Linked DNA regions of Homo sapiens: region 2 is linked to region 1. Evidence: chromatin loops called from intact Hi-C (ENCODE). Cell type or tissue: heart left ventricle. All regions are shown on one strand. Each heading gives the region's core, and the rest is flanking DNA. Links, peaks and the distances in the headings are about the cores only. Region 1 has its middle 28 kb from the start of SH2D6. Region 2 has its middle 15 kb from the start of PARTICL.

What was found. A loop is a pair of places that touch in the nucleus more often than their neighbours do. Peaks named below come from ENCODE experiments on the same cell type or tissue, not always from the same donor. Only the 100,000 strongest peaks of a DNase experiment are listed, where the experiment ranks them.
Region 2: a loop joins it to region 1, with 2.0 times the contacts of the local background. A loop is called at or near these places in 58 of 110 quality-filtered maps.

What each region holds. Positions count from the first base shown.
Region 1 is chr2:85,438,844-85,455,150 of GRCh38, reverse strand. It overlaps the pseudogene RNU7-64P and the pseudogene RN7SL251P. Among named protein-coding and RNA genes, the nearest start is that of SH2D6, 28 kb to the right of the region's middle. RefSeq lists enhancers at 1-107, 7,709-8,359, 8,360-9,009, 15,873-16,307. In heart left ventricle, for the core only: no CTCF peak of the experiment used is centred there; no DNase peak of the experiment used is centred there; H3K27ac peaks cover 993 bases.
Region 2 is chr2:85,515,894-85,532,200 of GRCh38, reverse strand. No RefSeq gene overlaps it. Among named protein-coding and RNA genes, the nearest start is that of PARTICL, 15 kb to the left of the region's middle. RefSeq lists a silencer at 4,821-5,012. In heart left ventricle, for the core only: no CTCF peak of the experiment used is centred there; a DNase peak (open chromatin) is centred at 7,840; H3K27ac peaks cover 1,525 bases.

The DNA of each region.
Region 1 (16,307 bases), core at 3,600-11,599:
CTTGCTCTGTCATCCAGGCGGGAGTGCAGTGGCATGAACATGGCTCACTGCAGCCTCGACTTCCTGGGGTCAAGTGATCCTCCTGCTTCAGCATTCCATGTAGCTGGGACCACAGGCATCCACTACCATGCCTGGCTAATTTTTTTTTTTTTTTTTTTTTGAGACGGAATCTCGCTCTGTTGCCCAGGGTGGAGTGCAGTCGCACGATCTTGGTTCACTGCAATCTCTGCCTCCTGGGTTCGAGCAATTCTCCTGCCTTAGCCTCCCGAGTAGCTGGGACTGCAGGCGTGCGCCACCACTCCCGGCTAATTTTTGTATTTTTATTAGAGACGGGGTTTCGCCGTATTGGCCAGGGTGGTCTTGAACTCCTGACTTCATGATCCGCCCACCTCAGCCTCCTAAAGTGCTGGGATTACAGGCATGAGCCACCACGCCTGGCCTCCTTCCTGCTTTCTAAACATTCTTTCTTGTTTTCTAGGCTGAACATGTATTATGTTATAATTATAGGATGAACATAAACCTTTCCGAAGAATGAATTGCCGCTAAGGAGAGGCTGAAGGGCAGGGTGCGGGACAGGAAGGTGACTGTTGAGAACATCTGGGAGGGGAGCCATTGACTAGTGTTGGCCTTGGGTGGACGGGGACGGGGAGGTGGAAAGCTCTGTGGCTTCATGCCATGTTTAATTCAGACCTGGGCTTGAACCCCAGCTTTGCCTTTGCTCCTTAATCTGTGACCTTGGGAAAATTAGTTAACACTGAGTTTCAACATTTACTAAATTATGTGGCCTTAGGAAACTAATCTAGCCTCTTTAAGCCTCATCCATTCAACAGTTTTAGTATCTAGGAAATGTTAAATCAAGTTTAATCTAAAGCTGCCTCCTTACATTTTTTCTTATTTATTTATTTATTTATTTATTTATTTATTTATTTATTTATTTGAGACAGAGTCTCATTCTGTTGCCCAGGCTGGAGTGCAATGGCGTGATCTTGGTTCACTGTAACCTCTGCCTCCCGGGTTCAAGTAATTCTCCTGCCTCAGCCTCCCAAGTAGCTGGGATTACAGGTGCACACCACCACACCCGGCTAAATTTTGTATTTTCAGTAGAGATGCGGTTTCACCATGTTGGCCAGGCTGGTCTTTAACTCCTGACCTCAGGTGATCCACTTGCCTCGGCCTCCCAAAGTGCTGAGATTACAAGCATGAGCCACCGCGCCTGGCCTCCTTATATATTTTAAGTTTGGCCTAAAGGTTTCTCTGTACATCATGAACTACAGCCTAAATGGAAGCGTAAACAGACTGTAATCTACTCTTGGGCCAATCACCGAGTTTTGGCCATTCAAATGTGGCCAACTGTTCAAACTGTGTTCAAATAAGGCAAACGCAAAACTGCAACCAATCCAGCTGTTTCTGTAACTCGCTTCCGTTTGCTGTATGTCTCTTTCCTTTTTCTGTCCATAAATCTTCTTCCACCATGTGGCTACACTGCAGTCTGTGGGCCTACTCTGGCTCAGGAGGCTGCCTGATTTGGGAATCATTCTTTGCTCAGCTTTTACATTTAATTCAGCTGAAGCTTTTCTTTTAACAGGAACTATGTACCAGACACTGTTCTACCTGCTAGGCTCTAGCAGGAAATAATTCAGGCAAATTCTTCATCTTCATGGAGTTTTTATAGTTTAGAGAGGAGAGGGACATAATAAATAGCCAAGAAGAAGTATAGTGACTCGTGCCTGTAATCCCAGCACTTTGGGAGGCTAAGGCAGAAGAATCACTCGAGCCCAGGCATTTAAAACCAGTCTGGGCAATATAGTGAGACCCCCCCCAATCTCAACAAAAAATTAAAAATTTAGCCAGGCATGGTGGCACACACCTGTAGTTCCATTTACTCAGGATGCTGAGGATGGAGGATGGTTTGAGCCTGGGAGATTTAGGCTGCAGTGAGCCATGATCCCACCACTGCACTCCAGCCTGAGCAACAGAGCATAAGACCCTGTCTCAGGGAAAAAAAAAAAAAAAAAAAAAAGGCCAGGTGCAGTGGCTCACACCTGTAATCTTAGAACTTTGGGAGGCCAAGGTGAGCGGATCACTTGAGGTCAGGACTTCAAGACCAGATTGGTCAATATGGCAAAACCCCATCTCTACTAAAAATACAAAAGTTAGCCAGGCATTGTGGCAGATGCCTGTAATCCCAGGTACTCAGGAGGCTGAGGCAGGAGAATTGCTTGAACCCGGGAGGTGGAAGTTGCAGTGAGCCGAGGTCGCAGCACTGCACTCCAGCCTGAGGGACGGAGTGAGACTTCTTTGCCCCTATCCAGCGGGAAGTAGCTAGAGTGATCATCGCCCAATTCAGGAAATTCGGAAATTTGTGATATTTTATTTTTATATATGTGCACTCATGTGCACACACACACACACATACACACATATATGATATGAAAAAAATGCAGAGGAGGAATCTAGAATGTGGAGTGTGGGAAGATTTCCTCGTCTTAAAGTAGTGTGGGGAGGCCTCACTGAGGGGTGACATCTGAGCAGAGACCAGAAGGAAATAGAACAGCCAGCTTTGTGAGTGTTTTGGGGGAGAGAATTCCAGGCTGAGAAGACAGCAATACACTCAAGGCAAGAGTGGGCTTGCAGTGTCTGAGGCCAGTGTGGCAGGGGTCAAGGGAAAAGTCAGTGGCAGGAAATGGAGCCAGGGAGGTGGCAGTGGGCCAGATCACACAAGGCCTGGTAGGCTGTGGTCAAGACTTCAGTGGCTAGGATTAGTGGCAGCAGGGCCAGTGGTGGGTATATTTTGAAGGTAGAGCCAACAGGGTTTGCTGATTTTTTTTTTTTCTTTTTTGAGACAGGGTCTTGCTCTATCACTCAGGTTAGAGTGCAGTGGTTGCAATCTTAGCTCACTACAGCCTCGACCTCCTGGGCTCAGGTGATCCTCCCACCTCAGCCCCCCTAGTAGCTGGGTGTACATGCAAGCACCACCATGCCCGGCTAATTTTTGTATTTTTTGTAGAGACGGGGTTTTGCCATGTTGGCCAAGCTGGCCTTGAACTCCTGTACTCAAGTGATCCTCCCGCCTCGGCCTTCCAAAGTGCTGGGATTACAGGCAGGAGCCACCACGTCTAGCCTTGCTGGTTATTAATGTCGATCGTGAGTAAATGAAACAGGTCAAGGAAGAGTCCTTTGTCTGGTTTTGGTCTGAGCATGGAGAAGGTGAAGGTATCGTTTACTGAGTTTGGTAAGGCTGCAGAAGGAGCAGGTCTAGGGTAAAAATAAAAGTTTAATTTTGGATATTGTGCCAGCTGTGTCTATTAGACACCCAGGTCAAGGTGTTGATTAGGCAGTTGGATATTCAAACCCAGAGTTCAGGGGACAGGTCAGGGCTGGAGATACAAATTTGGGAGAGGTCAGCATAGAGAGATTGATCTTAAAGCCATGAGCCTGGATGAGGTCACCTGGAGTGTGAACAAGGACAGAGAAGAGAAGGACTGACTCCTGCGGCCGTGCAGTATTTTGACACCAGGAAAATGAAGAGAAACCAGAAATATACATGGGGGAGGAGGGGCCAGTGACATAAAAGAAGGTCCAAGAAAGGGTGGTGTCTCAGAGGCCAAGTAAGGATGTGTTTAATAAACATGATCCCAGCCAGGCATGGTGGAGCACACCTGTAATCCCAGCTACTTGGGAGGCTTAGGCTGGAGGGTCACTCGAGCCCAGGAGCTCAAGGCCAGCCCGGGCTACATAGTAAGATCCTGTCTCTAAAAAAATAAAATGTGAACCCTTGTGTTTCTGTTTCTAGTGTTGTTGATAGACTGAATTCATGCTATAGGTGGGTGATTCTGCAAGCACTTTGTTAGCAGTTACTCTGGAGGCCTGGTGTCATTATGGATATATTAAAGAAAGGCTGCCCTTTTTTTTTTTTTTTTTGAGAGACAGGATCTCACTCTGTTGCCCAGGCTGGAGTGCAGTGGCATGATCACGACTCACTGCAGCCTCCACTTTCCAGGTTCAAGTGATCCTTCTGCCTCAGCCTCCTGGGTAGCTGGGATTACAGGCTCACACCAGCACAGCTGATTAATTTTTTTTTTATTTACTTTTATCTTTTTTTTTTTTTTAATGAAATGGGGTCTTGCTATGTTTCCCAGGCCTGTCTTGAACTCCTGAGGTCAAGCAATCTGCCTTCCTTGGCCTTCCAAAGCACTGGCATTACAGGTGTCAGCCACCACTTCCGGCCATTAATATTTAAAAATTTTTTTTGTTGAGATGGGGTATCTATGTTGCTCAGGCTGGTCTCAAACTCTTGGGCTCAAGCGATCCTCCTGCCTCAGTGTCCCAAAGTGCTGGGATTACAGGCATGAGCCACTGTACCTGACAGAGGCTGCCATTTTTAGTGGCCAATCCATCCAGTGTAATCCAGCAGTCTTCTTCTTCCCCCTCACACAGCCACCTGCAGTGAAAATCGGGAGGGAACAGGCAATGAGGGTGCCGTGGGGAGCAGCACTTGGCAGGAGACCATGGATGGAATTCCAGGTAGGCAGGTGGGGCCTGACAGCCACAGTAGAGCTTTGGTCTCTGGGGAGCCTGGTGAGTGTCAGGTGAGACCCTGGCCCTTCAGTACAGTGACACTTTGGGCAGAATGAGGAAGCAGGAAGGGGTCCCAGGTGTTAGAACAGATGAGTTCTTTGGTGAGTACACAAATTTTCAGGTGGTAGAAACACCAAATGGAGCCTCCAGATCCCTTCTTTGTGACCCATGGCCTGTCACACCATAGATTAGCCATCCCCTCACCCTTCTCCATCCTTGGGAATCCCCTCTCTGATTCCAGCCCCATGACTTGACCTGTTCTTCTCCCTCCAGCAGCACGGGCTTCTGATCCTCTCAAGTCAGAGCCCCTCTGGTTCATGGGTCCCTTCCCGGAGTCTCTCACCCCAGTGGTGTCCTCAGATCCACCCTAGAACTGAGCCTGGTTTCACAAAACAGCCGTGGCAGCTACTTTCTGTCCTCTGAAATAAATAAAAGTCTCCTCTTGTCCCTGTTGCATTACTAATCAGCCACAGCTCATACCCTCTGAAGCCTTCTTATTATCCTGCTTCCTGAGAACCTGATTCTTCTAGGCACTCTGTGATGTTTAGAGAGATACCTGCTTTATTTTATTTATTTTTATTTTTATTTTTATCGTGACGGAGTCTGGCTCTGTTGCTCAGGCTGGAGTGCAGTGGTGTGATCTCAGCTCACTGCAACCTCTGCCTCCCAGGTTCAAGCAATTCTCCTGCTTCAGCCTCCCAAGTAGCTGGGATTACAGGCATGTACCACCATGCCTGGCTAATTTTTTTTATTTTTTTTTTGTATTTTTATTAGAGATGGGGTTTCACCATGTTGGCCAGGCTGGTCTCGAACTCCTGACCTCAGGTAATCTACCTTCCTTGGCCGCCCAAAGTGCTGGGATCACAGGCGTGAGCCACTGTGCCCAGCCAAGCCCTGCTTTACTAAAGTTAGCTTTTACGTCAAAGACAGAATGTGAAGATATAATAGATGAGGGCTCATCTCAGAAAATCCCCACGGATCATAGAGGTGGGGTGAGAAGGAACTGGAAGGAGGAGGGGATCGCAGGAGGAGTCACCCTTTCAGCTAGAGAACTGTGCATTTTCCATGTCACGCAGGGACAGTCTCTTTTTGTCATCCTGTTGTAATGTGCAACACTCTGTTCAGTTCATGGCCAAGGAACAGAATGTCTCACCACAGGAGGCCTCACCCCCAGGGAGCCAACCCACGGCCTTGGTCTTCTGAGCAGGGGCATTAACAGAGCCAACTGCACGAAAAAGAACTCATGAGGCACAGGGCCCGTGGGCCAGTGGGTCTGGTGGCCAGGGATGTGTGTGTGTGTCCTGGGAGAAACCGCAGGGCCTCGGGGTGCCCTTGGAAGAACAGCAGACCCCTTCCCTCTCTCACTGCATTCAGCCAGCATCCTCAGCCACTGCTGAGGGGCTGTTCTAGGGCCCAGCTCGAAATCCAGCTCATAAGAGACGACCCAAGAAGAAGAGTCCTTGACCCTCTTCTTGAGATCTCCATAGACAAGTTGTGGTGAGATATTTAAGAACTCAAGGTCATTTACAAAGCAAAGAGAAGATAATAGGGAAGTGGGGCAATGATATGAAAAACTGAGGGTGCCCCAGTTAGCTGTGACCTTGAGTCTTCTTAATTCTTGGATCCTCAACTTTCCTAAGAAACAAGGAGGAAAATACCATCTGTTCTTCGCTTCTGCCTTGGGCGTCCAGTGGGGTAACAGGTGGAGGGCTGTGAGGGGAGAGAGAACTGGAGCGGGGGCCTGTGATGGGAAGAGCCTGTCTCTGGTCATTGCCTTTTGGTTCTCAAGGAATGTTCAAAGCAGAGGAGTTTGTCCTTCCTCATCCCAAGCATAAGAGTTAAGCGAGTTGTGACCTTGCCGTGTGAGCTCAGATAATAAAAAAATTCAGTGGTTAATGAAGCCTTATCTTTGGAAAGACATACAAAAGACTGGTAGCACTGCTTGCCCCTGGAGGGTGGAGAACGGGGCAGCTGAGCCATAGGTGCATGGGGGGAGAATTGTTTTTCTCTGTATTATACTCTTTTGCACTTTTTAAATGTAATACAATGTGATTGTAATATCTAGTAACAAATAAAGAGAATTCAAACTTAAAAGTGATTCAAGTGAGCCAGGCGCGGTGGCTCATTCCTGTAATCCCAGCACTTTGGGTGGCTGAGGTGGGCCAATGACCTGAGGTCAGGAGTTCAAGACCAGGCTAGCCAACATGGTGAAACCCTGTCTCTACTAAAAATACAAAAATTAGCTGGGCATGGTGGCGGGCACCTGCAATCTCGGCTACTCGGGAGGCTGAGGCACAAGAATCACTTGAACTCGGGAGGCGGAGGCTGCAATGAGCTAAGATCATGCCACTGCGCTCCAGCCTGGGCAGAAAGTGAAACTCCGTCTCAAAAAAAAAAAAAAAAAGAAAAAAGTGATTCAAGTAATTCAAGGTTCTAGGAATTGGTTCAGGGTTGGGGCAGAGTCAGGAGTTAAACTTTATTCTTTTTTTTTTTTTTGAGATGGAGTTTCGCTCATGTTGCCCAGGCTGGAGTGCAATGGTGCGATCTCAGCTCACCACAACCTCCACCTTCTGGGTTCAAGCGATTCTCCTTCCTCACCCTCCCAAGTAGCTGGGATTACAGGCAAGTGCCACCACTCCTGGCTAATTATGTATGTTTAGTAGAGACAGGGTTTCACCATGTTGGTCAGGCTGGTCTCCAACCCCCAACCTCAGGTGATCCACCTGCCTCGGCCTCCCAAAGTGCTGGGATTACAGGCGTGAGCCACCACGCCCAGCTAAACTTTATTCTTTAGATCTCCTCTCAGTGAAAGGACAGGAGAGTAGAAGGAGGACTTGGAGTGCTCAGCAGGCTGGGCCTCCTCATCGCTCTTTCCAGCGAGCCCTTGCCTACACTGCAGGCCTCCCTGCCAGGCCTAAGTCTGGGAGAGGTGGGTGCAGTTGGCACAGCCTGTGCCTGCCCTCCAGCGCAGGACACCATGTTCTTGCCTGCCCATGAGTCCAGCTGCCTGAGCTCACCAGCAGCAGTAGTTGCATATGCTGCAAGAGCCGCTGGGAGGGTTGGCCGGGAGTCATGAAGGTGGGTGCGTGGTCCCCCAGAGACGGTCAGACTGGGTTGAGGACAAAGGGCAGGCCCCAGATACAATGGGCAGACTGGAAAGGCCTTGTTCAATCCTGGCATCAGCGAGGAGTCCAGTGATGGCCACGGCCACTGGTCCTTGGCCAGAACTGGAGGAGCCGGTCCTGTAGCCAGCCTCAATCCCCAGGCAACAGACCCAATCCTACCGATGCCAGCCTGAGCTCAGCAGGACAGTTGAGTATTGTCTAAGCAAACAGCTATGGTAAAGGGAGGCACAGCTCCAGTGCTCCAGGTACCCTCCCTGCTCCTCAGCCTGTCTCCAGTCCCTCCCAGACAGCTGTGGCTCTGGCATGCAACTACCCTAAATCCACAAGTCCTGGTCTCCCAGCCTCCTACATCTACCACTGCCCATGGGAAACACTGTTCTCTGCTCCCTGTCCCAGCTGGTGTCCTGTGACAGTCGAGCATGTGGCAGGAAGCCTGCCTCCTGCTCAGTGCGTGTGTATGGGGCAGGACTAAAGTAGCAGGAGGATATGGGAAGACCCTGTGGTGTGACTCCTGGTGCTGCCACTTCAGCTCCCTGGGCCTCAGTTTCTCCACCTAGGGCCTCCCTACGTTGCAGCATCGTCACTAGGATCCCTCAAAACACTAATCGCAAGAGCACTTTGTAAGATGAGGCATGCATTTGATATGCGTCGAGTTATTATTTGTCACATTCTCATTACAGAGCTCTTAGTAAGTAGATGCTGAATGAATCCTGGTCCTGAGCTGATGACACCTGAGGGCTGTTGAAGAGTGACAGGCCCCAGCCTTCCTACATTGGGCCTGCATGTCCAGTAAAAGGGGAGAGCCAGAGGAGGAAAGTCCATCTTCTCACGGGATAAGAAGGTCTGGAGACTTCCCAGGGGCTGTCTGACCTCTCCCGGAAGAGGAAGTGGGCTGGTGTGGACAGACCCTGAGGGGCAGAGCCCGCAGGGAGCCCTGCCCCTCTATTCCACTGCAGAGGTCCCTGGAGGCGGGGCTGTGGTCCCCGCACTGCTCTTAGGCTGCCCATGCAGAGGTGCGGGGTTGACTCAGAGATGCTCAGAAATGACCTGGAAATGGAGGGTCTGAGGAGCTCCAGGCTGCCCCGTTCCTCCTTGCCACCCTCTCCCTGATAGCAACAGGCAAGGCCAGGAGGCTTCTGGGAACCTGCTGCCTAATTCCCACCCCATCCCCCAAGCAAGGCCTGCTTCCAGATCCTTAGGTGGCCCTCCTACGCTTTCAGAAGGAATAGAGCTGGACCCTAGGAGGCTGAGGCAGAGGGGGCATGAACAGATGCATTTTCAAGGGCATACCAGGTGCAAGAGGCTCTGGGTGCTGGGGACAGGCTGAGCTCACCCACCCCTGGCCTTGCATCAGCTGCAGGGCTGGCTGCCAGGCCCTGGGAATTAGGCAGCAGGCTCCCAGGAGCCTCCCAGCCTTGTCTGTTGTTATCAGGAAGAGGGTGGCAAGGAGGAGCAGGCCAGCCTGGAGCTCCTCAGCCCCTCCATTTCCAGGTCACCCAGCTGTCCCAGCTCCCAGCTTCCCAGGCAGTGAACATTCTGTGCAATCAAGGGCAGGCACAGCCTAGGGCCTGGGAGATCACCCAGCCTGCCCAAGGCCTCTTTGCTGGAAGCCTTCCTAAGTTTGTGGACATCTCCCAGGCTGATCTGGGAACTGTGGGGCTGGTTTCTCTCTGGCCATGACATCACTGCTTTAAAAACAATCTTCCAGCTGGGTGCAGTGCCTCATGCCTGTAATCCCAACACTTTGGGAGGCCAAGGCAAGAGGATTGCTTGAGGCCAAGAAGTTCGAGACCCACCTGAACAACATAGTGAGATTCTGTCTCTACAAAATATTTAAAAAACAACCAGACATGGTGGTGTGCCCTATAGTCTCAGCTACTCAAGAAGCTGAGGCAGGAGGATTGCTTGAGCCAGGAGTTCAAGGCTGTAGTGAGTCATGATTGCAGTACTGCACTCTGGTCTGGGCAAGAGAAACCTCGTCTCTAAAAAATTAAATATAAAAATGAGCCCCCAGCAACAGCTGCAGGTGCCGCAGATGCAAGCTGACAGTGTATGAGAGAGGCTTCCAAAGTGGCCATGGATTATTGCCATTGCATCTCAGGGCTGAAGGTGACAGGAGGTTCGCAGGTGAGACACCTGGCTCAGTTGTTCTCCCTGGGACCCAGCCCCAGTGTTTGGAATTGCCTGGTACCTTCTTTATCTCCGGATCCTCTTGGGGTGCAAAAGTGGATGTACCCTGGGAAGAAAAGTGTGTTCTGAGCATGAGGGCTGCTATCTGGGATGTCCTGAGAGCAGAGCTGAGGTCTACAGGCAAAGGAAGGGAGACCGGAGAAGGGACTGGAGCAGAAAGCAGGCGGGGGAGCAGGAACACGGGCTCATGGGAGCCTGGGGCCCTTGTCCTGGTCAGTCCTAACTTAGTGCTCTGGCCTCGGTTTCCCAATCTCTCTTCCTTGATTCCTTCCCACAGGCAGGACTTTCCCTTAGCTGAGGAGCTGCTAGAGGAAAAATGGAGTTACCCTCTCCCCTCCATTCACAGACTGCTCTCCCCTCCGTGGGCCTTAATTTCCTCATCTATAATGTGAGGAGACAGGACAAGGCAGTCTCAGAGCCCAGCAGCTCAGATGTCCTAGGAATCTATGCTATTATGACTCAGCCAGAACCTCCCTCTCTTTCAATGCTCTTTCCCCACCCAGCCCCTACCCTGGTGCCTGTTGTGCTTTTGCTCCTCATCTCCCACCTTCTGTCCCTCCAACTTCCCGGCTGCATGGAAGCTGGGCAAATCCACATTAGAATGTCTGAAACCCATGTTTGACTTTTATCCACTGTATCTCCTGGGAATCCAGAGTGCATGGTGGAGGGGCACTTCTCCCCAGAGGACACTTAGGAGGGCACACCTGGTGGAGCTAAGTAGAAGGGCTGGTGGGGGGCATCGGGGAGAGGGTGCTGGGGTGAGTAGGGTGGGAGTTGGGAGGCAGCCCAGGCTGTGAGAGAGGCATAGTCCCAGGCAGTAGGAATACTGGAGTTGGAAAGGCCCTTAGGGATCCTTGAGGCCAACCACCCTGCCCGTCTCACCCCATTTTAAAGATGAGTAAACTGAGGCCCAGCAAAATCAAGTGACTTGAAAGAATATATATACACACATATATATGCGTATATATGTGTGTGTGTGTGTGTGTGTGTATATATATATATATATATTTTTGAGATGGAGTTTCACTCTTGTTGCCCAGGCTGGAGTGCAGTGGCATGATCTCAGCTCACTGCAACCTCTGCCTCCCAGGTTCAAGCGATTCTCATGCCTCAGCCTCCCAAGTAGCTAGGATTACAGGTGCCCACCACCATGCCCAGCTAATTTTTTGTATTTTTAGTAGAGATGGGGTTTCATCATGTTGGCCAGGCTGGTCTCAAACTCCTGACCTCAGGTGACCCACCCACCTCGGCCTTCCAAAGTGTTGAGAATACCAACCACCACCACCTCGCCCAGCCAAGAAAATATAGTTTAACATCAAGAAAGGAGGAAGAACTTGACTTCCATTTAAAAGATGGCCCTTAAATGGAATAGTTTTGCACAGAAAAAGCTCATGCTGGTTGCAGTGAGCTGAGATCGCACCACTGCACTCCAGCCTAGGTGACACAGTAAGACTCTGTTTCCAAAAAAAAAAAAAAAAAAAAAAAGCTCATGCCACAGGTTGTGTTTTTCTCTCTCTCTTTTTTTTTTTTTTGTCACCAGTGATGACATGGTGATCATCATCATGGTTCATGGGTGTTCTGAGGACCAGATTTGGAAACTACTGTCCTGACGTCCTTCTGCTGCTGCCACCTCTCTTTCTCTTCAACCAGCTTTGCAAAGTAAAGAAAGGGAACACTCAGGAGAATTTAGATCAAAAGTACTTTTATTTATTTACAGAGACAGGGTCTCACTATGTTGCCCAGGCAGATCCTGAACTCCTGAGCTTGAGTGATCTGCCCACCTCAGCCTCTCAAAGTGCTGGGATTACAGGCACGAGCCACTGTGCCCAGCCCAAAAACACTTTGAAAACAACTTCAGTATCCCCCAAAATGTTCACTGCAGACATGAGGGCAACAGGAGCACAGTTGCTCAGAGAGGTGTGCAGGCAGAGGCCCAGCTGGGGTCCCTGGGCCAGGGCTAGGACTTACTCCATGCTGGGCAGAACCACGGAATGTAGGTAGGCAGGTAAGTACGAGGTAGGTGGGTGGGTAGCTCGCTGGCTCCTCTTGCATCGTTAGCACTTAAGAGTTCTGGGAGTATTGATTCTGGGAAGACAGTGAGTGTGCTGGGCCCTATCCTGGTAGAGAAAGGCTATTTCTCTACCTGGCTGAGTCTTCCCCTGACTCAAGGGTTCCTAGAGACTGGTAGTGAAGCTGGGGAGGGAGAATCTTTCAGCAGATGTAGAGGAAAAATGAGATGCTGGTTTGGTGCCTGGCACATAGTAAGCACTCAATTATTATTTGTGAGTGAACAATGGAATGTATGGTATAGTTTATGGTAAATTCAGAGATGACCAGACAAGTCTAAGTTCTATTAATCGTTCTACCATTAACTGCTCTGTGCTTCAGACGAATCTCCTGACCTCCCTGGACTTCAAGGACATGTGTGCCTGTACTGGCAGGAGTCTTCCTCTTCTTCTCTTTTTAAAAGATGGGGTCTTACTATGTTGCCCAGGCTGTAGCGCCAATGGCTATTCACAGGTATGATCCCACTATTGATCAGCACAAGAGTTTTAACCTGCTCTGTTTCCTACCTGGGCAGGTTCACCCCTGCTTAGGCAATCTGGTGATCACCCACTCTTGGGAGGTCACCATATTGATGCCACTAAGTTCAGACTCCAGAACAGCATAGCACACTACAGCCCAGAACTCCCAGGCTCAAGCAATCCTCTTGTCTCAGCCTCCCAAGTAATTAGGACTACAGGCACACATCACTACCTCTGCTAATATTTTTCTTTTTATTTTTTTGTAGAGACAGGGGTCTCACTATGTTGCCCAAGATGGTCTCAAACTCCTGAGCTCAAGCAATCCTTCCTCCTTGGCCTCCCAAAGCACTAGGATTACAGGTGTGAGCCACTGCACCCGGCCTGGAGTCTTCTTTACAAAGATCAGAAGCCATATTCCCACTAGCTTAAACCAAAAAGGAAATTTCTAGCTCACATAACTGGAAGGGGCACTAAGGCAAATGCTGCGGCTTTGGGGCAGGACCCAAAGTCTCCAAGACTCTTTTTCTTTGTCTTTGCTTCACTTCTGCTCTATCCACATCGCAGGGAAGGTGGCCATTTGCAGCTCAGATTTGGAAAGAGGGCTGGCTTCTCTCTCTCAACATCAAGAGGTTTTCATGGGCCCTGTTTGGTCCCAGTCAGACCTAGGTCACATGCCTGATCTATAGTGGGGGAAGTGGATTGTGCTACCAGAAGGGGAACAGGAAAGCCCGGTGAGCAGACAAAACAATAATTATTAATGTTACAGCTCTTTTAGTATTCGTCTAGCAGCCTTTCCAGTTTTTACCAGAAAGCCCCCTGAAAAAAATTTTTTTTAAAAAACAACAACAATAATTATTACAGTACCTATAGTGCCTAAAGACGTCATAAGTATGTGTGTATATTGGGAAAGACTGAGTCCTTAAAAATGCAGCAAAAAAGTGACCTGAACCAAGCTTTGCCAAATCACAGTTATTAATATTATTAGGTACCAATCAGATGGCTCTTATTGCATGTCAAGCTCTGTATTAGGCTAAGTATACAGGTTTTTGTTTTGTTTTGTTTTTGTTTTTTGAGACAGAGTCTCACTCTGTCACCCAGGCTGGAGTGCAGTGGCGTGATCTTGGCTCACTGCAGCCTCTGCCTTCCGGGTTCAAGTGATTCTCCTGCCTCAGCCTCCCGAGTAGCTGGGACTACAGGTGCACGCCACAACGCCCAGCTAATTTTATTTTTATTTTTATTTTTTTTAATTTTTAGTGGAGATGGGGTTTCACCATGTTGGCCAGAATGGTCTGGATCTCCTGACCTCGTGATCTGCCCGCCTCGGCCTCCCAAAGTGCTGGGATTACCGGTGTGAGCCACCACACTCAGCCAGTATATGGACCTTTTAAACTTTTAAGTTCAGGGGTACATATGCAGGTTTGTTACGTAGGTAAACTTGTGTCAAAGGGGTTTGTGGTACAGATTATTTCATCACCCAGGTATTAAGCCTTGTACCCATTAGCTATTTTTCCTGATCTTCTCCCTCCTCCCACCCTCCCCTCTTCGATAGGCCCCAGTGCGTGTTGTTTCTCTCTACATATCTATGTGTTCTCATCACTTAGCACGGGCACCTACAGGTAAGAACATGCGGTATTTGGTTTTCTGTTCCCGTGTTAGTTTGCTAAGGATAACGGCCCCCAGCTCCATCCATGTCTCTGCAAAGGGCATGATCTCATTCTTTTTCTATGGCTGCAAAGTATATGTTAAATCCATGTTTTGTTTTTTGAGACAAGATCTTGCTCTGTTGCTCAGTCTAGGGTGCAGTGACGTGATCATGGCTCACTGCAGCCTCAACCTTGAAGACTCAAGTAGCTCAGACTATAAGCACACACCACCACACCCAGCTAATTTTTTTATTTTTTTGTAGTGATGGGATTTTTTTATTGGCCAGGTTATTCTCGAACTCCTGAGCTCAAGTGATCCTTCCACCCTGGTCCCCTGAAGTGCTGGGATTACAGGTGTGAGCCACTGCGCCCAGCCTATACATGTTATTTACATCATTTCTCATCCTCACAACAATCCTGAGACATATGTATTATTAGCCCCATTTTAAAAGTGGAGAGACTGGCCGGGCACGGTGGCTCACGCCTGTAATCCCAGCACTTTGGGAGGCCAAGACGGGTGGATCACTTGAGGTCAGGAGTTCAAGACCAGCCTGGCCAACATGGTGAAACCCGTCTCTACTAAAAAAAATACAAAAATTAGCTGGGCGTGGTGGCAGGCACCTGTAATCCCACCTACTCAGGAGGCTGAGGCAGGAGTATTGCTTGAACCCGGGAGGTGGAGGTTGCAGTGAGCCAAGATTATGCCACTGCACTCCAGCCTGGGTGACAGAGTAATACTCGGTTTCAAAAACATAAAAGTGGAGAGACTGAGGCTAAGGTTACGCAGGAAGTGAGTGGTTGAGCCAGAATGAAACTTGGGTCCTTCTGCCCGTGTTTTCACCAAAGATCAGACTGCCTCTTCAGAAACCAAAGCTGAAAGCCTGGCAGAAGGTTGCTTAGACCATGCTCTGAGCCCCGGCAGGTATGGTTTTGCTGAGGCTTTCATGCCCTTCTCAGCTGCACACTCCTTCAGCTTCCCTGTGCTACAGACCCTCCCCGGCCTCTGGAGACAGGTAACCCACTGTCTGTTTGTAATACACGGGCTTCTTCACCAAAAGGCACTTTTTTTTTTTTTCTTTTTGAGACGGAGTCTTGCTCTGTCTCTCAGGCTGGAGTGCAGTGGCGTGATGTCAGCTCACTGCAACCTCCACCTCCAGGGTTCAAGCAATTCTCCTGCCTCAGCCTCTCAAGTAGCTGGGATTACAGGCATGTGCCACCAGGCCTGGGTAATTTTTGTATTTTTAGTAGAGACAGGTTTCACCACGTTGGCCAGGCTGGTCTCGAACTCCTGACCTCAAGTGATCTGCCCGCCACAGCAGGCTGGGATCATAGGTGTGAGCCACCTCACCCGGCCTCCAAACGGCAGTTCTCAAAGACTTAATCCCCTAGTCGGTGACCCTGCCTAGAATTTTCTAGAGTCTGGCCGGCTGGTTGGGAGGAAATGGGGATGGGGTGCTTAGAGGGATGTTGGCATGGTGAAAAATCAAGGGGACTCATCTCTCGCCTGAATGATCAGAATACCTGTAGCCCCTAAATGTTCCCCTGGCCTCTGTGCAGCCCCTCTGGCCCATTCAGCACTACACAACGAGAGTGATGCTCCTAGGATACCATCATCCCTCCTGCATCCACCCCTGCTCAGAGCCTCCATGGCTCCCCAGTGCCTTATGGAGGCCTCCCAGGCTCCTCCAGACCTAGCCCCTGCCGACCTCTCCAGCTTTCCCCACTGCCCCTCACACTTGCGAAGGCATGAGACTTGGAACCCTGGCCATATGTGGCTATTTAAAAGTAATTAAATCGTGAATGAACAATTCAGTTTCTCAGTTACATTAGTCACATTCCAAGTGCTCAATGACCCCCAGTGGCTGGTGGCTACTGTACTCGACCATGCAGATACAGAACGTTTCTATCATCACAGAAAGTTCTATTGGACAGCACTGGATTGGACTTTTCACTTAACAAAGGAGGCCCTGATAAAAGAATGTTATCAGCTTTAGAGGAATCCAGAATAGACTTGACCTATTTGATCACTCTTTCAATAAATACACGCCACCTGCTGTATTCCAGGCCCAGAATATCCAATAGTGGGCAGTAGTAGCCGGTCTGTCCTGGGAGTGAAGAGACGACGGCCTAAGTACCTGGGCCCAGGCTGGGGGAGTGGTGAAGGCTCCCTGGACAAGGGGCCATCTGCTCAGGCCTGCAAGCTGAGGAGGTACTGGGCAGGCAACAGGTTCCTTTTTGCCCTCAAG
Region 2 (16,307 bases), core at 4,584-12,583, 76 kb before region 1:
CAGCCTCACAAAGTGCTGGGATTACAGGCATGAGCCACCATGCCCAGCCACAGGTGTATATTTTTTTGGTTCATAGAATAAATTCTGGGAATCTGCACGCCAAACTTTACAATGAGTATCTCTGTGGGTGGGATTTATACTTTTCCTGTACTAACTCGTGTCATTTGAAATTGTAAAAATTTGTAAGAATTATTTCAGCAAGTTAACCAAAAAAGATTAGCAGCAAATGTGAGTTATCTCTAGGGTATGGAGTGTGGTGAATAAACAGGCTATAGGAGCCAGGCAGTAGTGGTTCATTCTAGTGAGCTCCCCCAGTGCAAGGAAAGCAGGCTTTTTTTTTTTTTTTTTTTTTTGAGACATGGTCTTTCTGTATGTAGTGTTGCAATCTTGGCTTACTGCAACCTCCTAGGCTTAAGCAATCCTCCCACCTCATCTTGCCAGGTAGCTGGAACCACAGGTGCATGCCACCACACCTGGCTAATTTTTATATTTTTTGTAGATAGGGGGTTTCACCATATTACTCAGGTTGGTCTCGAACAACTGAGCTCAGGTGAGCTGCCTACCTCGGCCTCCCAAAGTGCTGGGACTATAGGCATGAGCCATCATGCCTGGCCAAAGCAAGCATTTTCTATGGCACACCTTCTATGGGGAAGCTCCCAAATACCAGGTAACCTGCCTCAGAGGTGCCATCACCACTGCAGAGCCCTCTGTGAAAAGAAGGACAGCCAACCCATGCTTCATTGTGTTCATTCTTCTGAAGTCATTTGTCACCTGATGGACCACTGAACTTTTTATTTTATAAATATGCAAAGTATACACAATAGACACCCCCACCCCCACACATATCGTGGATACTGTCACAGTCCCAGCCTAAGCTTCAGTGTCCTGAGATACTCTATATGCAGGGGCAATACTGTCCTAGGCATTCCTTTAGTTTGAGAATCTTACTTGGAGATTGGACTACACTCATGGTGTCTGCAGTCTGGCTGGGCCTTGGGAACTACGTGTCATAAGTTACCTGATGGGTAGCCCTTGTGGGCGTGGCCTGGTGTGTACAGACTCTGCGCTCTCCCTGGAATCCTGCCCATGCCAGGCCTACTGCTGCCACCAACACTGGCACTGCCAGGCTCTGCCCCTTGGCCTCCTGCCATGATTTTTTTTTTTTTAAGATGGAGTCTCTCTCTGTTGCCCAGGCTGGAGTGCAGTGGCGCCATCTCGGCTCACTGCAAGCTCTGCCTCCTGGGTTCACGCCATTCTCCTGCCTCAGCCTCCCGAGTAGCTGGGACTACAGGCGCCCGCCACCATGCCTGGCTAATTTTTTGTATTTTTAGTAGAGACGGGGTTTCACCATGTTAGCCAGGATGGTCTCGATCTCCTGACCTCGTGATCCACTCGCCTCAGCCTCCCAAAGTGCTGGGATTATAGGTGTGAGCCACCGTGCCCGGCCTGTGATTTTTTTTTTGTGATGGAGTCTCACTCTGTCACTTAGGCTGGAGTACAGTGGTGCAGTCTCGGCTCACTGCAACCTCTGCCTCCTGGGTTCAAGCAATTCTCCTGCCTCAGCCTTCCGAGTAGCTGGGATTACAGGCACCCACCACCATGCCAGGCTAATTTTTGTATTATTTTTAATAGAGATGGGATTTTCCCATGTTGGCCAGACAGGTGAACTCCTTACCTCAGGTGATTGGGCTGCCTTGGCCTCCCAGAGTGCTAAGATTACAGGCGTGAGCTACTGCACCCAGCCCATGATCTTGGTTTCTTAGAAATGACACCAAAAACATAAGCAGCCAAAGAAAGATGAGCTAAATTGGATCTCATCAAAATTAAAAACTGTGTTAAAGGACACTGTCAAGAAAGTGAAAAGACAACCCACAGAATGAGAGAAAATGTTGACAAATCCTGAATCTAACAAGGGTTAACAAGGATGTGGAGAAATTGGAACACATGTACACCGCTGGTGGGAATGTAAACTGGTGCTGCCGCATTGGAAAACAGTTCTGTAGTTTCTCAAAAAGTTCAACATAGTTACTATATGACCCAGCAGGCCCACTCCTAGGTGTATGCTCAAGAGAGCTGCAACACATGTTTACACAAAAACTTGTACACAAATGTTCATAGCAACTTTTCATTGTAGTCAAAAGGTAGAAGCAACCAAATGTCCATCAACTGATGAATGGATAAATATAATGTGGTATATCCATATAATGGAATATTATTTGGCCATAGAAAGGAATAAAGTACTGATACATGCCACAACATGAATGAATCTTTTTTTTTTCTGAGACAGAGTCTCCCTCTGTTGCCCAGGCTGGAGTGCACTGGCATGAACTTGGCTCACTGCAAAATTCTGCCTCCCGGGTTGAAGCAATTCTCCTGCCTCAGCCTCCCAAGTAGCTGGGATTACAGGTGCCTGCCACCATGCCTGGCTAGTTTTTTGTATTTTTAGTAGAGACGGGGTTTCACCATGTTGGCCAGGCTGGTCTGGAACTCCTGACCTCCGGTGATCTACCCGCCTTGGCCTCCCAAAGTGCTGGGATTACAGGCATGAGCCGCCGTGCCCGGCCAACATAGATGAATCTTGAAGACATTATGCTAAGTGAAAGAAATCAGTGACAAAAAGCATACACTGTATAGTTCCATTTGTATGAAATGTCCAGGCTGGGTGCAGTAGCTCATCTTGTCATCCCAGAACTTCGGGAGACCAAGATGGGAGGATCACTTGAACTCAGGAGTTTGAGTCCAGCCTGGGCAACATGGTGAGAACCTGTCTCTACAAAAAATACACAAATTAGCCAGGGATGGTTGGCACACACCTGTAGTCCCAGCTACTAGGGAGGCTGAGGTGGGAGGATCACCTGAGCCTGGGAGGTTGAGGCTGCAGTGAGCTGTGATTGTGCCACAGCACTCCAGCCTGGGTTACAGAGTGAGACCCTGTTTCAAAAAAAAAGGCAGAATAGGCAAATCAAATCCATAGAAACAAAAAGTAGATTCGTGGTGGCCAGGGGCTGGTGGAAGAAGGGAGTGGAGAGTAACTGCTAATGGGTATGGAGTTTCTTTTTGGAAAGATAAAAATATTCTGGAATTAGATAGTGGTAATGGTTACAAAACGCTATGAATATACTAAACATCACTGATACACATCAAAAAGGTGCGTTTTATGGTATGTGAATTATATCTCAATTACAAAAATTGTCTTTTTATGTTTGGAAAAATAAGAGAAAACGACCTATACTGCCAGCTCGTTAGCAAAACTACTGTTAACATCCCTTTTGGGTTTTTAAAAAGTATAATTTAAATATATTTATAGGTAAATAGTGTAAATGTATTAGTTTCATCAAAAGTTAAATCATTGTATTATTAGCATTTTTCTGTCATCACCTTGTCTTTATATTCGTGATCATTAAGCACTCCGTGATAATAAATTCAAAGGATTTTCTGAGCAATTCCTGAGTGTTGGACATACAGGCTGTTTGAAGTTAGTTTTCCATTACTTAAACAACACTGTAAATGAACTTCTTGTGCATAGAAGTTTTTTTTATATTTGGAATTCTTTCTTTAGGAAAGATTTCCCAAAGTAGAGTAATAGGTCAGAGTAGAAGTACTGGGTCAAAGCTTATTGATTTGTGCTGCTGCAGTTATTTCCCAAAGAGACAAGTGGCTTTGGACCTGGTCAGTTCCCTTGCCACCTGTTCCTGATGTTATGCACCAAATGGGAGAAGGGAGAAGATGGTGACTGCTCCAACTTGAAAGCTCTGGATGATCAAGGAGTTTCAAGCAGTCAGATGGTCAGCCAAGCACCAATGGACAGAAAGCACCGGGAGCGATCCCTTACTTGAGCATTTTAGGGCTGTTCAATCTTCTTTGATTGATTGAGGCTCCTACTTGTGAAAAGGTGAAATTCATGGGGTTCTATCACTCTATTAACTTCCCTAGGACAATAGACAATGGTTCAGACACCTGGACTCATAAAGTAACCACCATACAGGCAGAGGATGTGAACAGATTACAAGAAATACAAATAGCCAATAAGTATGTGAAAAGATATTCAACCTCACTCATAGTCAAAGAAATGTAAAGCAGAATGAGTTTCCACTTTTCATCATATTGGAAAACAAATAAAAATTTTGTAATGCCCAGTATTTACAAAACTATGGAGAAATAGACACCCTCATACTTTGTTGCTGGGAGTGTACAAACAGATTCAGGTCTTCTGGAGGGTAATTTAGCAGTGTCTGTCAACATTTTGAGTGCAGGTACTGGTTGATTCAGCAATTCTACTACTAGGAATTTGCCCTAGTGGTAATTTTGCTGGCAAAATTATGCCAAAATCATGTACAAGGATGTTCACTGCAACATTATAATAACAAAAAACTGGAAAACACTTAGACATCCATCAGCAGGAGACTGGTTAAATATATCCATGTAATGGAAAAGTATGCAATCACTGAAATAGGAGGTAGAAGTATATATGTTGATAGGGAAACTTCTAAATACGTTATGCCAGAAAACAATATGCAAGGTAATATGATCTCATTTGTGTTAGATTAAAAAGAGGTATACAGGTATATGTAGACTTTTCAGGAACGATTCAAAACAAATGGTGGTAGCGTTTGGAGAGTGGCTCTGGGGACTGGAGGGAGAAGGTAAATTTTGCTTTTTGTTTGACACTTTTCTATATTATTTGAATTTTCTATACTAGGTGAATGTAAGTCTAATTTTTAAAAACGTATTTTTAAAATAAAAAATTTTTTTTTTGAGACAGAGTTTCGCTCTTATTGCCCAGGCTGGAGTGCAGTGGTGAGATCTCGGCTCACTGCAACCTCTGCCTTCCGGGTTCAAGCGATTCTCCTGCCTCAGCCTCCCGAGTAGCTGGTATTACAGGCATGCACCACCATGCCTGGCTAATTTTTGTATTTTTAGTAGAGACGGGGTTTCTCCGTGTTGGTGAGGCTGGTCTCGAACTCCTGACCTCAGGTGATCCGCCCGCTTTGGCCTCCCAAAGTGCTGGGATTACAGGCGTGAGCCACCGAACCCAGCGAAAATAAATAAATATTTTGAAAGCAGACAAGGAACATGGACAGACAACGAAGAGAGAGAAGAGGAATCCCTCAGATGGGAGATTATGGTTTGTTCTGACATAGGACAACCTTGTTTTTTAGCTGCATTAATGAAAGCATTGTGACCAAATCATTTGTTTTTTCTGAAGACCACCAGGGAAGCATCCTGGAAGATGGAGAGGAGATAAGAGACTAGAGTCGAGGGGACCAGTAAGAAGATTTCTGCAACAGAGCAGGGCTCAAATTTAAGAGGTGATGGTGGGGGTGGAGGGGCAGCCCCAGATAGGAAAAGTTATTGAAAAGACAAACTGACAGCGTTGGTGCCTGATTGGATGAGACGAATGAGAAAGAAGGAGGGATTAAGGAGACAGTGCAGGCGTTTGCCTTGGGTGACTGAGTGGATGGCAATTCTGCCCAAGGGAACACTCAGAAGGAGAGAGAGAGTTCAAGACCAGAAAAGGATGGGGAAGAAAATAATGAGTTCAGCTTTGAGAATAATAAGTTGAGGCCAGGCACGGTGGCTCACACCTGTAATCTCAGCACTTTGGGAGGCCGAGGCAGGCAGATCACCTGAGGTCATGAGTTTGAGACCAGCCAGACCAACATGGTGAAACCGTGTTTCTACTAAAAATACAAAAAATTAGCCAGCCGTGGTGGCACGAGCCTGTAATCCCAGCTACTCGGGAGACTGGGGCAGGAGAATCGCTTGAACCCGGGAGGCGGAGGTTGCAGTGAGCCAAGATCACGCATTGCACTCTAGCTTGGGTGACAAGGGCAAGACTCTGTCTCAAAAAAAAAACAAACAAACCAAAACCGAACAAAAAATCCCGGGCGTGGTGGCTCACACCTGTAATCCCAGCACTTTGGGAGGCGAGGCAGGTGGATCACCTGAGGTCGGGAGTTTGAGACCAGCCTGACCAACATGGAGAAACCCCGTCTGTACTAAAAATACAAAATTAGCCAGATGTGGTGGTGTATGCCTGTAATCCCAGCTGCTCGGGAGGCTGAGGCAGGGGAATCACTTGAACCTAGGAGGCGGAGGTTGCAGTGAGCCGAGATTGCACCATTGCACTCCAGCCTGGGCAACAAGAGCGAAACTCCATTTCAAATAAAAATAAAAATAATAAATAAATAAATAAAAATAAAAAAAGAAAATGGTGAGTTGAGGAACATGCTGCATGTGAACACATTGAGTAGATCTATGGATCTAGTGCTCAAGAATTCTGGGTTGAAGATGGATGAGGTAGATGAGACGTAGAGCAGTTTGCTTTTGAAGACAGCAACATCAGAGAAAGTGGCAGTTGAAACTCGATATGAGGAAATTGTGTAGGCCAAATGAGTGGGACTCTAGAGATCACCTACCCTTAAGGGTTGGGCGGAAGAAGAGGAACCCGGCAGTAAGGCTGAGAAGGAGTGATCAGACCTGGGAGAGGAAAACCAGGAGGGAGTGGGGTCACAGATGACTGTTCTGTGCTCCTGGCTGGACACTGGGACTACAGGTGTGTGCCACCAAACCCAGCTAATTTTTGTATTTTTCTGTAGAGATGGGGGTCTTGCCATGTTGCCTAGGCTGGTCTTGAAAGCCTGGACTCAAGCAATCCGCCTGCCTCAGCCTTCTAAAGTGTGGGATTACAGGCATGGGCCACTGTGCCCAGCCAAGAATGGCTTTTTAAATGGTTAGACTTGAACATGAACTTCCTGGTGAAACTATGGTCACATACATCATGACTGCAGACAGAAGGGGCAGGTAGGGCTCCCTGCCCTTCTCCCCTCCCAGTGGAACTGCCTTCCTTCTTGAAAGCAGCCTCCTGTAACCTCTGTGGGCCCCTCCACAGTAGGCAAATTACAAAGCATTTCTGTCGGGAGCTTCCTTCCAGTTCTCTCCCTTCACTCTGGGACCCTCTCCCCTCCACCCCAGGATGTCTGTCCAGCATTGCTCTCTCCTCCCAATGTCTCAATACCTTGGCCTGCTTGGAACATGCCTCTGGTGGGGGCAGGGTGGGGGAAAGGGTAGCCACGGCAGATCCGACCCCCTAGGTAGCCAAGGGTCCGTTTAGATTACCCTAAAGTTTGTGTTTTGTTTGTGTTTAGACAAAAACCGTGAGGCAGGAGCAATGACATTTGCAGAGCACACTGTAGGGAAGAAAATGCAGGAGAAATCCTTCTCTAGCTCTGTCTGTCCAATTTGTAACTTTAGATCTCAGAAAGATGAAAAGCCGAGACAAATAAATCTGGGTGGCTGAATGCAGAAAAAGGTGTTTGTTGGGAGAAGCAAAGAGCTGCCGACCTTGCAGGGTACACTGTGCTGCTGGCCCTGTCACACGATGCTTTATCTCTCCATCAGCGCCTGAGGCCTAAGCTTGGTGGCTGCAGAATCACAAAAAAGGCAGTGGCTGAGCTTAGCCTAGAAGGCTGTGGAGTGCTGGGCCTGCTGCCTCCCCATCCCTCTGCCCTGCCTCTCGCTCTCTCTGCTCCATTTCCTGCCTCAGAACCCTGCTCTCTGCTCTTGTCTCTTTTGGTTCCTCTATTTATACATTTATGTTTTTGGAAGAGGGCTAGAGGGAATCTAAGGTTTAGGGAGCTGCACAACTCATGGGCAGATCCCAGAAGCCTGGCTCTTCTCCACTCCAGCAGGCAAAATTCATGTCTTTTCTTTCTTTTCCTGTGCTGGACAGAGCCAAACACACACTAACAGCGTTAACACGATAAATATCAGCAGTCCTGACCTTTCTCTGTGGATCCTGGAGGCTCGCTGACTCCCAAGCTCTGAGTTGCTTGTGCTTAAAGTGGATTAGCACTTACCGTTGGCTGCAGGGCCCCGCACTGGGGTTTGATGGGAATCAAAATAGAGATTACCTTATTTGACTTAAAAAAAAATTTCCACTTGAAAGATAGAATTCCCCAGAGAAATCCACTGGAGCTTATACATATACAACTTTAAATTGGATTTTAAAAATAGTTTGCCAGCTGTTTGCTAGGTCGTGTTTTAGGCTCTTGTGCCTGATTGATGTTGGGTCCTTTGGGAAACAAGGCCAAGAGGGGATTGAGGGGCTGCCAAGCCTGCAGGGTCCTGGATGCCTGGGGACTTTCTCAGGAGCCCTGGTAGCTGTTGCCAGGGCCTTTAGAAGCCCTCAGATCCTGGCACCGAGGTCTGCCTCTCACCCAGAGAAAATGATCACAGAGCTCGAACCACCTCCCCCAAACCTCGCCTCATCCCTGCACTGCCCTTCTCAGCCAAGGTCCAAAAGAAAGAAACGAAGGAGGACTGTTCTCAGCTGGATGGATCTTTCACACTCTGTGCAGCTAAATGTTTATTTTAGTTCCTTGTATGACCTTCAGGTGACCTTTCATCCATCCCCATCTGCCTGAACTTTCATCCATCTCCTTCCTCTATTGCTGCCTGACTGGTGTTCATCGCTCAGGTCTCAGCCAGAGTGTCACCTTCTCAGGGAAGCATGAGGGGCAGCAGAGTGTGGTGGTCAGGAACACCAGTGTGTCAGGCTTTGAATCCTGGTTCAGCACTTACAAGCTGTGTGACCTTATGGATGGTCACTCGACCCCTCTGTGCCTATCAATTTCCTCTTCTGTGAAATGGGGATCATGATAACACCTACCTCATTAGGATTGTTGCACGGTGAGGATCCAGTGAATTCCTACATGTTGTATGGAATATGTAAAATGCTTAGAATATGGCCTGCCATGCAACAAACATCTGCTCTTACTACTCTCTAAAGCAGGGGGTCCCCAATCCGTCACCCCAATACCAGTCTGTGCCCTGTTAGGAACCAGGCTGCACATTGGGAGGTGAGCACAGGCCAGTAAGTAAAGCTTTATCTGTATTTACAGCCACTCCCAGTACGCAAACAGAGTTTGCGTTACCACCTGATCTCTGCTTTTTGTCAGCTCAGCAGCAGCACTGGATTCTCATAGGAGCTGGAACCCTATTGTGAACTGAGCACGTGAGGGATCCAGGTTGTGTGCTCCTTATGAGAATCTAATGCCTGATGATCTATCACTGTCTCCCATCCTCCCCATATGGGACCATCCAGTTGCAAGAAAATAAGCTCAGGGCTCCCACTGATTCAACATTATGGTGAGTTGTATATTATTTCATTACATAGTACAATGTAATAATGATAGAAATAAAGTGCCCAGGCTGGGCGTGGTGGCTCACGCCTGTAATCCCAGCACTTTGGGAGGCTGAGGCGCGTGGATCACAAGGTCAAGAGATCGAGACCAGCCTGGCCAACATGGTAAAACCGCATCTCTACTAAAAATACAAAAATTAGCTGGGTGTGGTGGCATGCAACTGTAGTCCTAGCTACTCGGGTGGCTGAGGCAGGAGAATCGCTTGAACCCGGGAGGTGGAGATTGCAGTGAGCCAAGATCACGGCACTGCACTCCAGCCTGGCGACAGAGCGAGAGTCCATCTCAAAAAAAAAAAAAAAAAAAAGAAAGAAAGAAAGAAAGTGCACAATAAGTGTAATGTGCTTGAATCATCCACAAACCATCCCCCTTACCAAACTGTCTATGGAGAAATTATCTTCCACAAAACTGGTTCCTGGTGCCAAAAAGTTTAGGGACCACTGCTTGCTCTAAAGTACGTATCCCAGTGGTAGTGGTGGCTCACGCCTGTAATCCAAGCACTTTGGGAGGCCGAGGTGGGATCACTTGAGTCCAGGAGTCCAAGACCAGCCTGGGCAATACAGCGAGACCCCATCTGTACAAAAAATACAATAAATAAATGAAGTACATGTCCCAAGGCCCAGTTGCCTGTGGCTGCCCTGTGCTCCTCCAGCCTCCAGTGCTTTTGCTGTGCAGCATCTGTCCTTGTTTATCTTTATTGCCTGGTTTATGAGATGCTGAAGAAGTATTTGTGACTACAATAATGAATGATTTTTTTTTCTTTTTTTGAGACAGAGTTTGGCTGGAGTGCCAGTGGCATGATCTCACTGCAACCTCTGTCTCCTGGGTTCAAGCGATTCTCCTGCCTCAGCCTCCCACGTAGCTGGGATTACAGATGCCTGCCACCATGCCCAGCTAATTTTTGCATTTTTTGTAGAGATGGGGTTTCACCATTTTGGCCAGGCTGGTCTTGTACTCCTGACTTCAGGCGATCTGCCCGCCTTGGCCTCCCAAAGTGGTGGGATTACAGGCGTGAGCCACTGTGCCTGGCCTAAATGAAATATTTTTAAAAATTGCTAGGCTGGGTATGGTGGCTCACACCTGCAATCCCAGCACTTTGGGAGACTGAGGTAGGTGGATCGCCTGAGGTCAGAGTTCGAGACCATCCTGGCTAACATGGTGAAACCCCATCTCTACTAAAAATGCAAAAATTAGCTGGGCACAGTAGTGCGCACCTGTAGTCCTGGCTACTCGGGAGACTGAGGCAGGAGAATTGCTCGAACCTGGAGGGTGGAGGTTGCAGTGAGCTGAGATGGAGCCACTGCACTCCAGCCTAGGTGACAGAGTGAGACTCCATCTCAAAAAAAAAAAAAAAAAAAAAATTGCTAAAAGACAAATGTGATCCAGAAGAGAGAGAAACTCGGGCACTTGGGTCATTTTTCTCCATCTATATTTGCTCTATATGTAAACTTGGTCCTTTTGTTTGTTTGTTTGTCTGACTGTTAAACAGAGAGAGTTGATGAGTTTTGAGTTCTGGGATTAGGAGGATAACGTTTTGTAATTTTTTTTTTTGCAGGAGACCTCTGCCACATCTAGTTTTTCAAAATTTAATTAAATATTAAATGCTTGCAAAAGAAGAGATCACATGAACAGAGTATAAAAACTGGACACCCTACTACCCACACCCAGTTTAAGATACAGATTACAACCAACACCGTTAAAGCCCTTTTGCATGCCCTTCTCCATCCCAGCCCCCTCCTAAATTTTGTTTATAATGATCTCGCTTTTCTTCATAATTTTACCTCCAAAATATGCATCTGTAAACAATATGCTGTTTTTGCAAGCTTTTGAACATTATATAAAATAAATCATACTGCATGTATTCTTCAGTTTGCTATTCTCACCTCTCCACATGATGTATGTGACATCTCTTTGCTGCAGCTGTAGCTCTCTAATATTCCACTGTGTGACCCTTCTGCTGTTTTCTTCTCCGTTCTCCTATCAATGGACATTTGGGTTGTTTGCCTTTTTTTTTTTTTTTTTTTGAGACAGGGTCTTGCTCTGTCATTCAGGCTGGAGTGCAGTGGCAGGATCATGACTCACTGCAACCTCTGCCTCCTGGGTTCAAGCAATCCTCCCACCTCAGCCTCCCAAGTAGCTGGGACCCCAGGCGTGTGCCACTATGCCCGGCTAATTTTTCTTTTTTTTTTCTAGACGCAGGGTTTCACCATGTTGCCCAGGCTGGTCTCAAACTCCTGGACTCAGTGATCCACCTACCTTGGCCTCCCAAAGTGCTGGGATTACAGGCGTGAGCCACCATACCTGGCCTTGAGATTTTTTGCTATTACTGGCAAGTGCTGCTATGTTTTTTTTGTTTATTTGTTTGTTTTTTTTGAGATGGAGTCTCGCTCTGTCACCCAGGCTGGAGTGCAGTGGCACAATGTTGGCTCACTGTAACCTCCACCCCTGGGTTCAAATGATTCTCCTGCCTCAGCCTCCCGAGTAGCTGGGATTATAGGCACCTGCCACCACGACCGGCTAATTTTTGTATTTTTACTAGAGACGGGGTTTCACCATGTTGGCCAGACTGGTCTGGAACTCCTGACCTCGTGATCCACCCGCCTCGGCCTCCCAGAGTGCTGGGATTACAGGCATGAGCCACCATGCCTGGCCACACAAATGCTGCTATGAACATTTTTGTGTGTGACTACTGGGGTCCATGGTCAAGAGTTTCTCTGGGGATATTTCTGGGTCCTAAAGTTTGCACATTATCAGCTTATCTTTATGATGTTCGATTGATTTTCCGGAGGAGTTCTCCACCTTCCCATGTAGTCCCAAGCCTCAGGCCCTGCTGCATTCATCTTTGGGGTCTATTAGACCTGTTGGAAAGGGACTCTGAGGCAGGGCCAGGGAGAAGCTTGTCAGCTTGTACCACAGTGGCCACACTTCTGGGAGCAAAAGGTGACAACTTGGCCTAGGTGATTAGGGGGATCTCCTCTGTGGTGTTCTCTCCATCTCACAGGCACCACTCAGAGCCATACAGACAAGAGCAAACTCTGTTGACCCAAAGCCAAAACATCCCAGTGAAAACTAAACAGGTATCTGGAAACAAGCAGTGTTTTTTACTAATCCACTTATTTTCTTTTCAAGCTAATAAAGGTTTTAATATTTCCTCAACTAAGTGAAATTGGAATTTTAAAAAATTAATTTCCTTATTATAGCTTGCCTTTAAAAATCATTGCTTTGGCTGGGCACAGTGGCTCATGCCTGTAATCTCAGCACTTTGGAAGGCCAAGGTGGGAGGATCACTTGAACCCAGGAGCTTGAGACCGGCCTGGGCAACATAGTGAGACCCTCGTCTCAATTTTTTTAAAAGTCATTGTTTAACTGGGCATGGTGGCTTGTGCCTGTAATCCCAGCTACTTGGGAGGCTGAGACAGGAGTTGCTGGGACCTGGAGGTTGCAGTGAGCCAAGATTGCACCACTGTACTTCAGCCTGGGAGTCAGAGCAAGACTCCGTCTCAAAAAAAAAAAAAAAGAAAAACACCTCATTGTTTTAAAATTCAAAATTGTTTTGATGGTAGTAGGCTTTCAATAAATATTAAACTTTTTTGAGCATTTTGTTACTTCAGTCAGTAGGATTGTTCAGGGATCTATTTGCCAAAGCCAAAAGTAGAATCCTTTCTTCTATTTTTTTCTACTCTACACATTGTCTTTATAATAATAATTTAAAAGAAGGATGTAATAGTGAAAACTAGTGAGTGAATCCCTAAGGCCTTTCGTGACTTTCTCCTGGAAACTGACCTATTTTGATACTGTCAGCTCGATAGGGTATCCTGGCATAACTTTTCTGTCTAGGAAGGAGCTCAGTTTATTGACCACTCATACATCTTTTTGAGAAGGCACATTGATCCTTCAAGAAAATGATCCTCCAGAAATTGTGATTGGTACAATTTGTAAGCAAAACCTCTTGTTAAAATCAGTAAGTTAGGCCGAGAGCGGTGGCTTATGCCTCTAATCCCAGTACTTTAGGAGGCTGAAGCAGATGGATCACTTGAGGCCAAGAGTTCAAGACCAGCCTGGCAACATGAAAAAACTCCATCTCTACTAATACAAAAATTAGTCGGGCGAGTTGGCCCATGTCTGTAATTCCAGCTACTCAGGAGGCTGAGGCACAAGAACCGCTTGAATCTGGGATATGGAGGTTGCAGTGAGCCAAGATCATACCACCATACTCCAGCCTGGGTGACAGAGCGAGACTCTGTCTCAAAAAAAGAACAAAAACAAAAAAACCCAAAACAGTAACTTATAGAAATAAGCTAGTATTGTGCAGAAACCTAGTTACACCTTGCCTAAGCTAAAATCTTAGTCACCTTTGGGTCACTAGCACACTCTTTTTCTCCGATCACATGCAGTCATAAAATCTTGCCAATTCATCTTTTCTGATGTTTCTCCTGCCCATTCCTTCATTGTTTTGGGGCCTTTTCCACGTCATGCCTATACCAAAAGGGACTGAAACTTAAAAGTTCCCTGTCTGAGTTCCTCCCCATTCTAACTCACCATTCCTGGATTAATCTTTAAAAAATAAAAACTAGGCTGGGCGGGGTGGCTCACGCCTGTAATCCTAGCACCTTGGGAGGCTGAGGCGGGCGGATCACCTGAGGTCAGGAGTTCGAGACCAGCCTGGCCAACATGCCGAAACCCTGTCTCTACTAAAAATACAAAAATTAGCCAGGCGTTGTGGCATGCGCCTGTAGTTCCAGCTGCTCCAGGGACTGAGGCAGGAGAATTGCTTAAACCTGGGGGCAGAGGTTGGAGTGAGCTGAGATCGCGCCACTGCACTCCAGCCCGGCTGATAGAGCAAGACTCCATCTCAGAAAAAAATAAATAAATAAAAATAAAAACTAAAAGAATAGCAACAACAAAACCCACATCTAAAAACTGTTTTTCTCATGATACCTCGCTTCTTCTCCACTCTCAAACTCATTGGCTTCCACAGAGTAAAATTCAGATCATTTAGCCAAGGCACATGAATCTCTCCCCAAACTCCTTTGACTCCTATGGCCATCTCTGCAGAAGCTTACACAAACACACCCCATTTGAAGGACAGTTTCAGGGCTCAGGACCCCTGCAGCTGGCGAAAGACCATGGGTTTCAAGTGCCTGCTCTGTGACAAGGCTTTGCCTTCCCAGGTTATCATCCCCTCTCTGCACTCCCAGCCCCGCAACATGCCACGTTCTTCAGACACATCCAGCCTGTCTTGGCCTCCACAGCTTCATTTTCTTTTTGTTTCTTTTTTTTTTTTTTTTTTCTTTGAGACGGAGTCTCTCTGTTGCCCAGGCTGGAGGGCAGCCGCATGATCTCGGCTCACTGCAACCTCCGCCTCCTGGATTCAAGCGATTCTTCTGCCTCAGCCTTCGGAGTAGCTGAGATTACAGGGACGCGCCAGCATGCCCCGCTAATTTTTGTATTTTTAGTAGTGACAAGATTTTACCATATTGGCCAGGCTGGTCTTGAACTCCTGACCTCAGGTTATCCACCCATCTCAGCCTCCCAAAGTGCTGGGATTACAGGCGTGAGCCATCATGCCCTGCCACAGCTGCACTTTGGGCATCTCCCTGCCCAGAACCCACCACTCTGCTGTTTCCAGGTCCCAACCACCTTTCAGGGCCTCTTCTCATCTAAACCTTCTCTGACTACCTTGGCCTTTGTGCATCTCCCCTTCCTCTTGACTTCTGTCCTGGCCCAGAAAATACAGGTCATTCTGTGCAGGCTGCCCAACTGGATTGCCAGGCCCCAGAGGGCAGGGATGATGGCGATCAGGTGGTGCAGGCCCTTCCACATCTTCTTTGCCTGTAGGTGTTGCCTTTCAGGACATGATGGTGAACATGATCATGCAGGAAAAATAAATAAATGAAAAACAAACATTAATACAAGAATCATTCTCTCTTTTTCTATTGCAGATTAGGCCCTCCTTCTGTCTCCCCCGACCCTCGCCCCCCCACCCCCAATCTGCTACAAAATATCCAGTATAACTCCTTTATCCTTTCGTGTGTAAAATAAGGAAGCTAAATTCTAGAGAATAGAGAAGTTGAAAAAGTAAACTAATACATTTCCTTTAATGACTCAGCCCAGGAAAGGTAAGCAAACAACTTGGACTTCAGACAGAGGTCGATAGCTGCTGATGGAGGTGATCCAGGCACTTCCGAGGCTGTGCAGGAAGGGCCAAAGCCGGTGCCTGGGAGAGCCGGATAGGTTTCTGCTGCTAAACCAAGTCTGCAGGGTGAGTTGATAAAGGAATGCTGATTCCCAAAGAAACTAAGGGTGCCAGATGGGACCTCTGTCACCATCTCTGAAATACCAGTGGGTTAATATTGCATAAGCACGAATGCTTTTTAAAAAATGCACATACACACACATATATATGTCTATACAATATATTTTTTTGTAGCTGGAGTGTGAGGAGTGGGAATCTGTGGTTGTGAATCCATAGGGTGCTGAGCAGAGTCCCCATATGATTTGGGACCTGTAGTGCCACGACACTCACCTCACAATAGCACAAGCTTCTTGCTCTGAAGGGTAGATAAACGATGTTTAAAGGGAGAGCATTGCTTGATTTTACACCTTTGTTTTAAAAAAATATGATAAAGGGAGAACAAATATTATTGTGGGAAGGACTTTTCTGTGAGAGGAGTAAAACCACCCATCCTGGGCTACACCGCAAGTATCTAGTTGTCTTTAAAGGAGTGAAAAAAAATCTGCTTCGTGTTATTTTTTTCCCCTATATTCTTGCCCCTTCATCCTGCCTATCTCTGCAAAACCTATTCCGCCCCCCACCGCCCTTTTTTTTTTTTTTTTTGTAAACAGAGACTGGCTTTGTCGCCCAGGCTGGAGTGCAGTGGCACTATTTCAGGCCACTGCAACCTCTGCCTCCTGGATTCGAGCGATTCTCCTGCCTCAGCCTCCTGAGTAGCTGGGACTACAGGCGCACACCACCACACCCAGCTAATTTTTGTATTTTTAGTAGAGATGGGGTTTCACCATGTTGGCCAGTCTGGTCTCGAACTCCTGACCTCAGGTGATCCACCCCCCGCCTCAGTCTCCCAAAGTGCTGGGATTACAGGC